3 separate regions of the Homo sapiens genome follow, and regions 2 and 3 are each linked to region 1. Evidence: read pairs that join two places in POLR2A ChIA-PET (ENCODE). Cell type or tissue: A673. All regions are shown on one strand. Region 1 overlaps SIK3 (SIK family kinase 3). Region 2 overlaps PAFAH1B2 (platelet activating factor acetylhydrolase 1b catalytic subunit 2). Region 3 overlaps SIK3 (SIK family kinase 3).

What was found. ChIA-PET counts read pairs that join two places held together with the same protein. Peaks named below come from ENCODE experiments on the same cell type or tissue, not always from the same donor. Only the 100,000 strongest peaks of a DNase experiment are listed, where the experiment ranks them.
Region 2: POLR2A ChIA-PET joins it to region 1 with 18 read pairs; 5 of 35 experiments call an interaction of 5 or more read pairs at or near these places.
Region 3: POLR2A ChIA-PET joins it to region 1 with 12 read pairs; 14 of 35 experiments call an interaction of 5 or more read pairs at or near these places.

The regions. Positions count from the first base shown.
Region 1 is chr11:117,073,938-117,076,437 of GRCh38, reverse strand. The region is part of intron 1 of SIK3 (SIK family kinase 3); the gene reads left to right. LOC124902763 (a long non-coding RNA gene) reads left to right here. Exons shown (of 2, transcript XR_007062899.1): 2 at 1-45. Among named protein-coding and RNA genes, the nearest start is that of SIK3, 23 kb to the left of the region's middle. In A673, no CTCF peak of the experiment used is centred here; a DNase peak (open chromatin) is centred at 1,087; H3K27ac peaks cover 858 bases.
Region 2 is chr11:117,167,944-117,170,443 of GRCh38, reverse strand. It overlaps PAFAH1B2 (platelet activating factor acetylhydrolase 1b catalytic subunit 2), which reads right to left. Exons shown (of 6, transcript NM_002572.4): 6 at 1-2,500. Among named protein-coding and RNA genes, the nearest start is that of SIDT2, 9.5 kb to the left of the region's middle. In A673, no CTCF peak of the experiment used is centred here; no DNase peak of the experiment used is centred here.
Region 3 is chr11:116,938,009-116,940,508 of GRCh38, reverse strand. All of the region lies in intron 3 of SIK3 (SIK family kinase 3), which reads left to right. Among named protein-coding and RNA genes, the nearest start is that of APOA1, 100 kb to the right of the region's middle. In A673, no CTCF peak of the experiment used is centred here; no DNase peak of the experiment used is centred here.

The DNA of each region.
Region 1 (2,500 bases):
AATGCCTTTCTGCTAAATTGAAGAAATTAACATAATTTACTCTTCTGTAAATAGGGGGATGGTCTGCATTGTGCTCATTTAATCATTGGAGTTCAAATTAATGATTTGCTGGGGTCCTGTGGTGAATCTTGAGTGATTAAGAGGGAGAACTCAGTCCTTGGTTCAGAAAAGTTAGCATTGGAATGGATCCTCAACAGGCCCTGAAGGTAGGAAGTGTTCTGATTTAGAGAGCTCTTCCAAGGCTTGTGATGGAACCCTGCAACGGTAAGTTTTACGAGTATCAGTAACTGGCCGGGTGCAGTGGCTCACACCTGTAATCCCAGCACTTTGGGAGGCTGTGGTGGGTGGATCACCTAAGATCAGGAGTTGGAGACCAGCCTGGCCAACATGGTGAAACCCCGTCTCTACTAAATATGCAAAAATTAGCCAGCCATGGTGGCAGGCGCCTGTAATCCCAGCTACTAGAGAGGCTGAGGCAGGAGAATTGCTTGAACCCAGGAGGTGGAGGTTGCAGTGAGCCGAGATCGTGCATTGCACTCCAGCCTGGGCAACAAGAGCAAAAAACTGTCTCAAAAAAAAAAAAAAAAAAAAAAAAAAGCCAGGCTTGGTGGCTCACGCCTATAATCCCAGCACTTTGGGAGCCAATGTGGGCAGATCATAAGGTCAGGAGATCGAGACCATCTTGGCTAACACTGTGAAACCCCATCTCTACTAAAAATAAAAAAAAAATTAGCCAGGTGTGGTGGCGGGCACCTGTAGTCCCAGCTCCTTGGGAGGCTGAAGCAGGAGAATGGCGTGAACCTGGGAGGCGGAGCTTGCAGTGAGCCGAGATCGTGCCACTGCACTCCAGCCTGGGCAGCAGAGCTGAGATTCCTCAAAAAAAAAAAAAAAGAAAAAAAAATAATCAATAACATAGAATGTGGATATACATAGCACATAGATACGTATAGCAAGTCAGGAAGTTTGCCTAGAAGGAATAAATTAACTCTTGTTACTTGGTGAGATCATGGAAGGGAATGTAATTTGTTTTAGGTGGTGGTAATTGTGAGTTTGAGGCTGGCCCAGGAAATGAGTTGTCAGATATGCTGTCATCCTCATTAATGGTTCAGCTTATTTCTCAGGTTTATAGTTGTATGAGGAGATGCTATGCCTACCCCATTTAGGGAACTATTAGGTTCAAAATCATAAAAGCTAAAGAAGAGTGAAATACAGTGAAAAGTATCCTGTTCACACATACCCCATGATCATCCAGATTTCCCTTCCCAGGGGCAGTTGATATTATCTGTGTCTTATATGTCTTGAGATAGTTTATGTGTATAGAAGTAAATGTAAATATCTACTACTTATTTCCTCTTTTAACACAAATTATAGTAAATAATATACAATAGTCTGCATCTTACTTTTTTCACTCTCGTATCTAATGTTAAAAAAGCTACGTGGTATTCCAATGAAAGGATGTATTATATATATTTTTTAGATATTTCATTTGAGTTGTTTTTTTTTTTTGTTTTGAGACGGAGTCTCTCTCTGTCACCCAGGCTGGAGTGCAATGGCGCGATCTTGACTCACTGCAACCTCCACCTCCCTGGTTCAAGCAATTTCCCTGCCTCAGTCCCCTCAGTAGCTGGGATTACAGGCTCATGCCACCACACCTGGCTAATTTTTTTTTGTATTTTTAGTAGAGACAGGGTTTCACCATGTTGGCTAGACTGGTCCCAAACTCCTGACCTCAGGGAATCCTCCTGCCTGGGCCTCCCAAAGTGCTGGGATTACAGGCGTGAGCCACCACGCCTGGCCTTGAGTTGTTTCTAAGCTGTTGCTAATAAAACAATGCTAGAGGATTTAAAAAAATATGTTAGGGTTTTATATTGACAAGTAAATATTGTCATAATAGAAACTTGCTATACTTATAATAATAATACATCTATAGAACATGTTCATAAATGTCTATTTGAGCCTTCCTGTAAGGTAAGTACAACATTTTATCACTTCATAACTAGTAAAGTGGCAGAAGTAGAGGTAGAACCAAGGTCTTCTGACTCCTATTTGAGTATCTGTCTACTTTACCCAAAATACATATACTGTTGTGGGGCTGTAGGGAAGTGGGGGTGGGAAAATAAGAGGAAGTAGACCTAGGTGGGGCAAGCTTGAGATAGGGATGTATCTGTCATTCTAGAAATTGGGATCCTGTTTGCTAGGAGTAAGTGGAACTGGACATCAGCCTGTTACAGGGACATAAAGGCACTTAGGCACTGGCAGAGCACTATGGTTTGATTGCCATCTTGGAGTACAGTAGTATGGTAAGCCAAAGAGTGGTAGTTCTGGAGAAGCTGGGGACTGTCAGAGCTCCCTAGAATAGACTGAGAGTGAAACAGCATTCACGATTTGCTAAGGAGGCTGGGCTACTAGGAAGGATAAGGTAGGAGCCCAGGAGTTCAGGGCTGCAGTGAATTATGATTGTGCCACTGCATTCTAGCCTTGGCAACAGAGCAAGACCCTG
Region 2 (2,500 bases), 94 kb before region 1:
AGATCACCCGTGGCAGTACATCTTCAAGCTGCCACATTCAACATATGACCACAGACATCTTTATAGTTCCATCACTGGCTGCCATCTAGTATAGCAGGAATGCGTGGGCGAAGGAATACAAATTTGCTGGGAGAGGAAGAGAATAGTATCTCTGCTAGCTGCCTGGAAAGTTGGCCCCTTAATCACAATGACAACTAGGACATTTCACTTGGACAGTGCATTAAATTTATAGATTTTTTAAAAAGTACAAAGACTAAGCAGTAAGTTCTGTCACTGACGCAAACTAGGATGTCAAAGAAAAATAGATTAACTATTTTTACCTAAAGTAGTGCAAAGAAATCTGGCAAAAAATGAAAGTGAACTCAATATCTGCACATCAGTAATGGGGCAGAATTTTATTTAAAAGGCTAGTGGTTCAAATACTATTGCTTGAATAGCTCTGGTAGATATAAAATGTAGTAACATCTGAGGTTTGTACACATGAGCAAAGGAGCTGAGGGCCAGCTCACAAAGGGATATTTGATCCTCAGTCAAGAGAGAAGCTAAAAGCGCATGCTGCAGGAGTAACCTAATGGATTTATTTGGACCATACTCCCACCTTCTGACAAACAGAAAAAGACGTGGATAGAAAACTGTCTTTCCACACACAAAAATCTGGCTTAATTCTTCTTGCTATACAACTATACCTCAGCTAAGAAAAAAATCTCTTGTGAAAAACTCAACCTGGGCTACTAAAAATAAAAAGGAAATTTTTAATGTCGTAAACAAGTTTAGTAAACACCATGTGGATTTTCTGTTGTTAATGAAGACATGATACATTCAAAAAAGTATGTATTTTTTAAAAAGAACAAAACCAAAAAATTTTCTAGAAAGAGACTTCACAAGAAAAAAATGAGCCCAAGGTTCATCCCTCAATCAGAAATCGGTCTTAGCACGCATCAGTAAGCCCTCCTCCAACATACAAAAGCACTGAAATTTGCCTTTCAAGTACGTTACTGAATTTAAACATTAAGCGGAATCACTGCAGAGCATATTTTGATGGGTTACTTCAATACCCACCTGGTCCAGTTCAAAATATCTATAGATCCAGTTTGTACATATTCCACAGGTATACTGATAAAATCATCTATTATCCCATTTTTTTTAATGGCAGTTCTTATATAGCTCGAACATTAAGATCAACAAATTCTCAGATGAAGTACATTAATAAGACACCTCAGAAGTGAAACAAACCTAGTTTTTACTAAAATGATGGGATAAAGGTAGTGTCTATGCTGAAGAGCAGCTTCACTTGTTTCCCCACAGAAAAAGGCCCAAAATTTTTGGAGGATAATTTAAAAACTAAGCCAATAAGGCCAGGCACGGTGGCTCATGCCTGTAATCCCAGCACTTTGGGAGGCCAAGGCGGGCAGATCACCTGAGGTCAGGAGTTCGAGACCAGCCTGGTTAACATGGCGAAATCCCGTCTCTAATAAAAATATAAAAATTAGCCGGGCATGGTGGCATGCACCTGTAATCCCAGCTACTCAGGAAGCTGAGGCAGGAGAATCATTTGAACTCGGGAGGTGGAGGCTGCAGTGAGCCAAGATCACACCATTGCACCCCAGCCTGGGCAACAGTGAAACTCCATCTCAAACAAAACAAAACAAAAAACAACTAAGCCAATAAAAAAAATAAAATATACACCTTAAGATATTATAAAACTTGAAATAATGTCAGGTGCTATGGAATGGGAAACAAGAGTTCTGAATCCCCCCACCCCCAAAAAAAACTGTTAACAGGTTTTAAGGGAAAAACAAAACCAGAACTCCGAATATGAACAGCAATACACAGAATCTATAGCACAGAACACCACACAAGAATGAGTTTTATAGCAGTACTATCATGAGAGTAACTGGCTGGAGACTATACTTCCAGCAACAGGGCTCCTAGGTCAAAAATGTGTTAAAAGCTTGTAATGTCAACAAGAACCAAAAAAAAAAAAAAAAAAAAAAAAACGGGGTGGCGGGGGGAATGAAGGGGAAAGGGGGGCATGAAGGGGAATAAGGAGGAAAGGCTGCATGCACGGGTCTATTATAGACATGATATTCAGCAGCATAAAAAATAATACCCTCCAAAGAATCCCTCTACTGGGGCAAAACCTGTTTTTCACTGCTAAGCATGGAAAAGATTAAGAAAGCAGAACAAATTCACTTCTAACTATAGCATCTTCCATATATCAATGACAAGCATGTTCAACCTGATGCTACATGTTAATAAAATATTCAGTATACATAAGAATCTAAGCAACATAAAAACAAAAGGCTAAATTATGAACCTTAAAAAAATTGGAGAAAACATGTTTTAAAGCCAAGTAGAATGATTCTGATAATTATTATATATGACATAATCCACAGAAAGGCCAAGAAAAGAATCTTCATATTGTTCAGTATTTAGGCTTGATGTTGTCCCAAGAAAACAGTGATAATAATTCAATGAATGTGTTACACATACAACTAAA
Region 3 (2,500 bases), 140 kb after region 1:
CTGTAATCCCAGCACTTTGGGAGGCTGAGATGGGCAGATCACTTGAGATCAGGAGTTCAAGACCAGCCTGGCCAACATGTTGAAACCCCGTCTTTACTAAAAAATACAAAAATTAGCTGGGCGTGGTGACACACGCCTATAGTCCCACCTACTCGGGAGGCTGAGGTACAAGAATCACTTGAATATGGGAGGCAGAGGTTGCAGTGAGCCAAGATCGCACCACTGCACTCCAGCCTGGGTGACAGAGTGAGACTCTGTCTCAAAAAAAAAAAAAAAACAAAAAAACCTTAAAGGAATATTTTTGCCTGGCTCCTACATTAACATTTACTTTCTCTGAAAATCATAACCCTGTGTTTGTTATTATCCAGTGTCTACAAACAGCCCAGCTTCTATAGTTAGGTAAAGTAAATTCAATATCAGTTGTTCTTTCATAATCAAAACAGAAGTCTACAATGCCATTCTTACATACAACAGCATTGACAGTAATTCCTTACTATCATGTAATAGCCAGGGCATGTTTAGCTTTCTGCAGATGTTTCAAAACATCTTCTTATAGTTTGTACAAATTACGATGCAAGAAATCCATACATCCATTGAGTTGAAAAATGTCTAAATTTTTTATAATCTAAATTTTTAAATAATCTGTGACAACCTCATCTCTTCCCTACAAACATTTACTTTTTTTCTATGCTATCTATTTATGTAAGAAACTGGATTGTCTTAAAAAATGTCCTACATTTGGAATTTGGCTGATCATATATTTATTGTGTCATTCAACATGTTCCTGTAGTTCAGTGTTTCTTGGAAAGTGGAAGTTATATTTAGGAATTTGCTTAGTTCAGTTTTTGGAGGGGAAGCAGGAGTGCTCCATAGTTTTTTATTGCATCACTTCAAGAGTTGTATAATATCTGATTTTCCCACTTTTAGTGATACTTAGAATAATCTTCAGGTATAGTTATTGTTCACCAAATTGATCCTTTATAAAGTTTCCCATCAGTCTTTTACGTAATGTTTTATCTACTCCTGTCATTTAGTTGCCTAGCTATTTCATTAGAAGTTGCAAGGCCGGGCTTGGTGGCTCACACCTGTAATCCCAGCACTTTGGGAGGCCGAGGCAGGTGGATCACGAGGTCAGGATTTTCAGACCAGCCTGACCAACATGGTGAAACCTTGTCTTTATTGAAAATACAAAAATTAACCAGCCATGGTGATGCACACCTGTAGTCCCAGCTACTTGGGAGGCTGAGGCAGGAGAATTGCTTGAACCCAGGAGGCGGAGGTTGCAGTGAGCTGAGTCCGCGCCATTGCACTACAGCCTGGGTGACAGAGTGAGACTTGTCTTAAAAACAAAACAAAACAAAAAAGAAGTTGCAAAATGGTGATTATTTGAATTCTCTCATTCATTCAACATTTATGAGTTATTCTTCTTCTGTAAAGAACTTTGCCTTATAAACTACTTAGAAATTATAGTAATGACAAGATAAATGCTTGATTCTTTCTTTTCCTTATGTATCAGTTTTTAGAATAATGAATTGGTTCTCTGCAATCTCCAGTGGAGACTAAGGAAGTTGGTTTTCTATTTTGTAACATAATTATGCAATTATGGATTTTAGTATATTTTATGTGCTTCAGTCCATTAAGTCATTCTTCTTTTGAAACTGAAATTATTCCACTTAGCCAGTGGGAGCCTGGAGCCTCTTCAGGCTGACTCCTGTGTCCTTTTGATGTGAGCTCAATAGTCTTTGATATTTTTGTTGCTTTTAGGCAAGATGTCCTATGCTTATCTTGAACATTTCCTGTACCAGACATGGAATCAAACATTTCTCCTAGGAATTCTGGTTTGGTCTCCTCTCCTCTCCTCTCCTCTCCTCTCCTCTCCTCTCCTCCCCTCCCCTCTCCTCTCCTCTCCTCCCCTCTCCTCTCCTCCCCTCCCCTCCCCTCCCCTCCCCTCCCCTCCCCTCCCCTCCCCTTCCGTCCCGTCCCCTTCTTTTCATTTTCCTTTTCTTTTTCTCTCCTTCTCTTCTCCTCTCCTCTCCTCTCCTCTCCTCCCCTCCCCTCCCCTCCCGTCCCGTCCCCTTCTTTTCATTTTCCTTTTCTTTTTCTCTCCTTCTCCTCTCCTCTCCTCTCCTCCCCTCCCCTCCCCTCCCCTCCCCTCCCCTCCCGTCCCCTTCTTTTCCTTTTCCTTTTCTTTTTCTCTCCTTCTCTTCTCCTCTCCTCTCCTCTCCTCTCCTCTCCTCTCCTCTCCTCTCTTCTCCCCTCTTCTCCCTTCCCCTCCCCTCCCCTCCCCTCCCCTCCCCTCCCCTCTAGATAGAGTCTCACTCTGTTGCCCAGGCGGGAGTGCAGTGGTGTGAACTCAGCTCACTGCAGCCTCCGCCTCCCAGGTTCAAGTGATTCTCCTGCCTCAGCCTCCCGAGTAGCTGGGACTACAGGCACACGCCACCATGCCCAGCTAATTTTTGTATTTTTAGTTGAGACGGGGTTTCACCATGTTGGCCAAGCT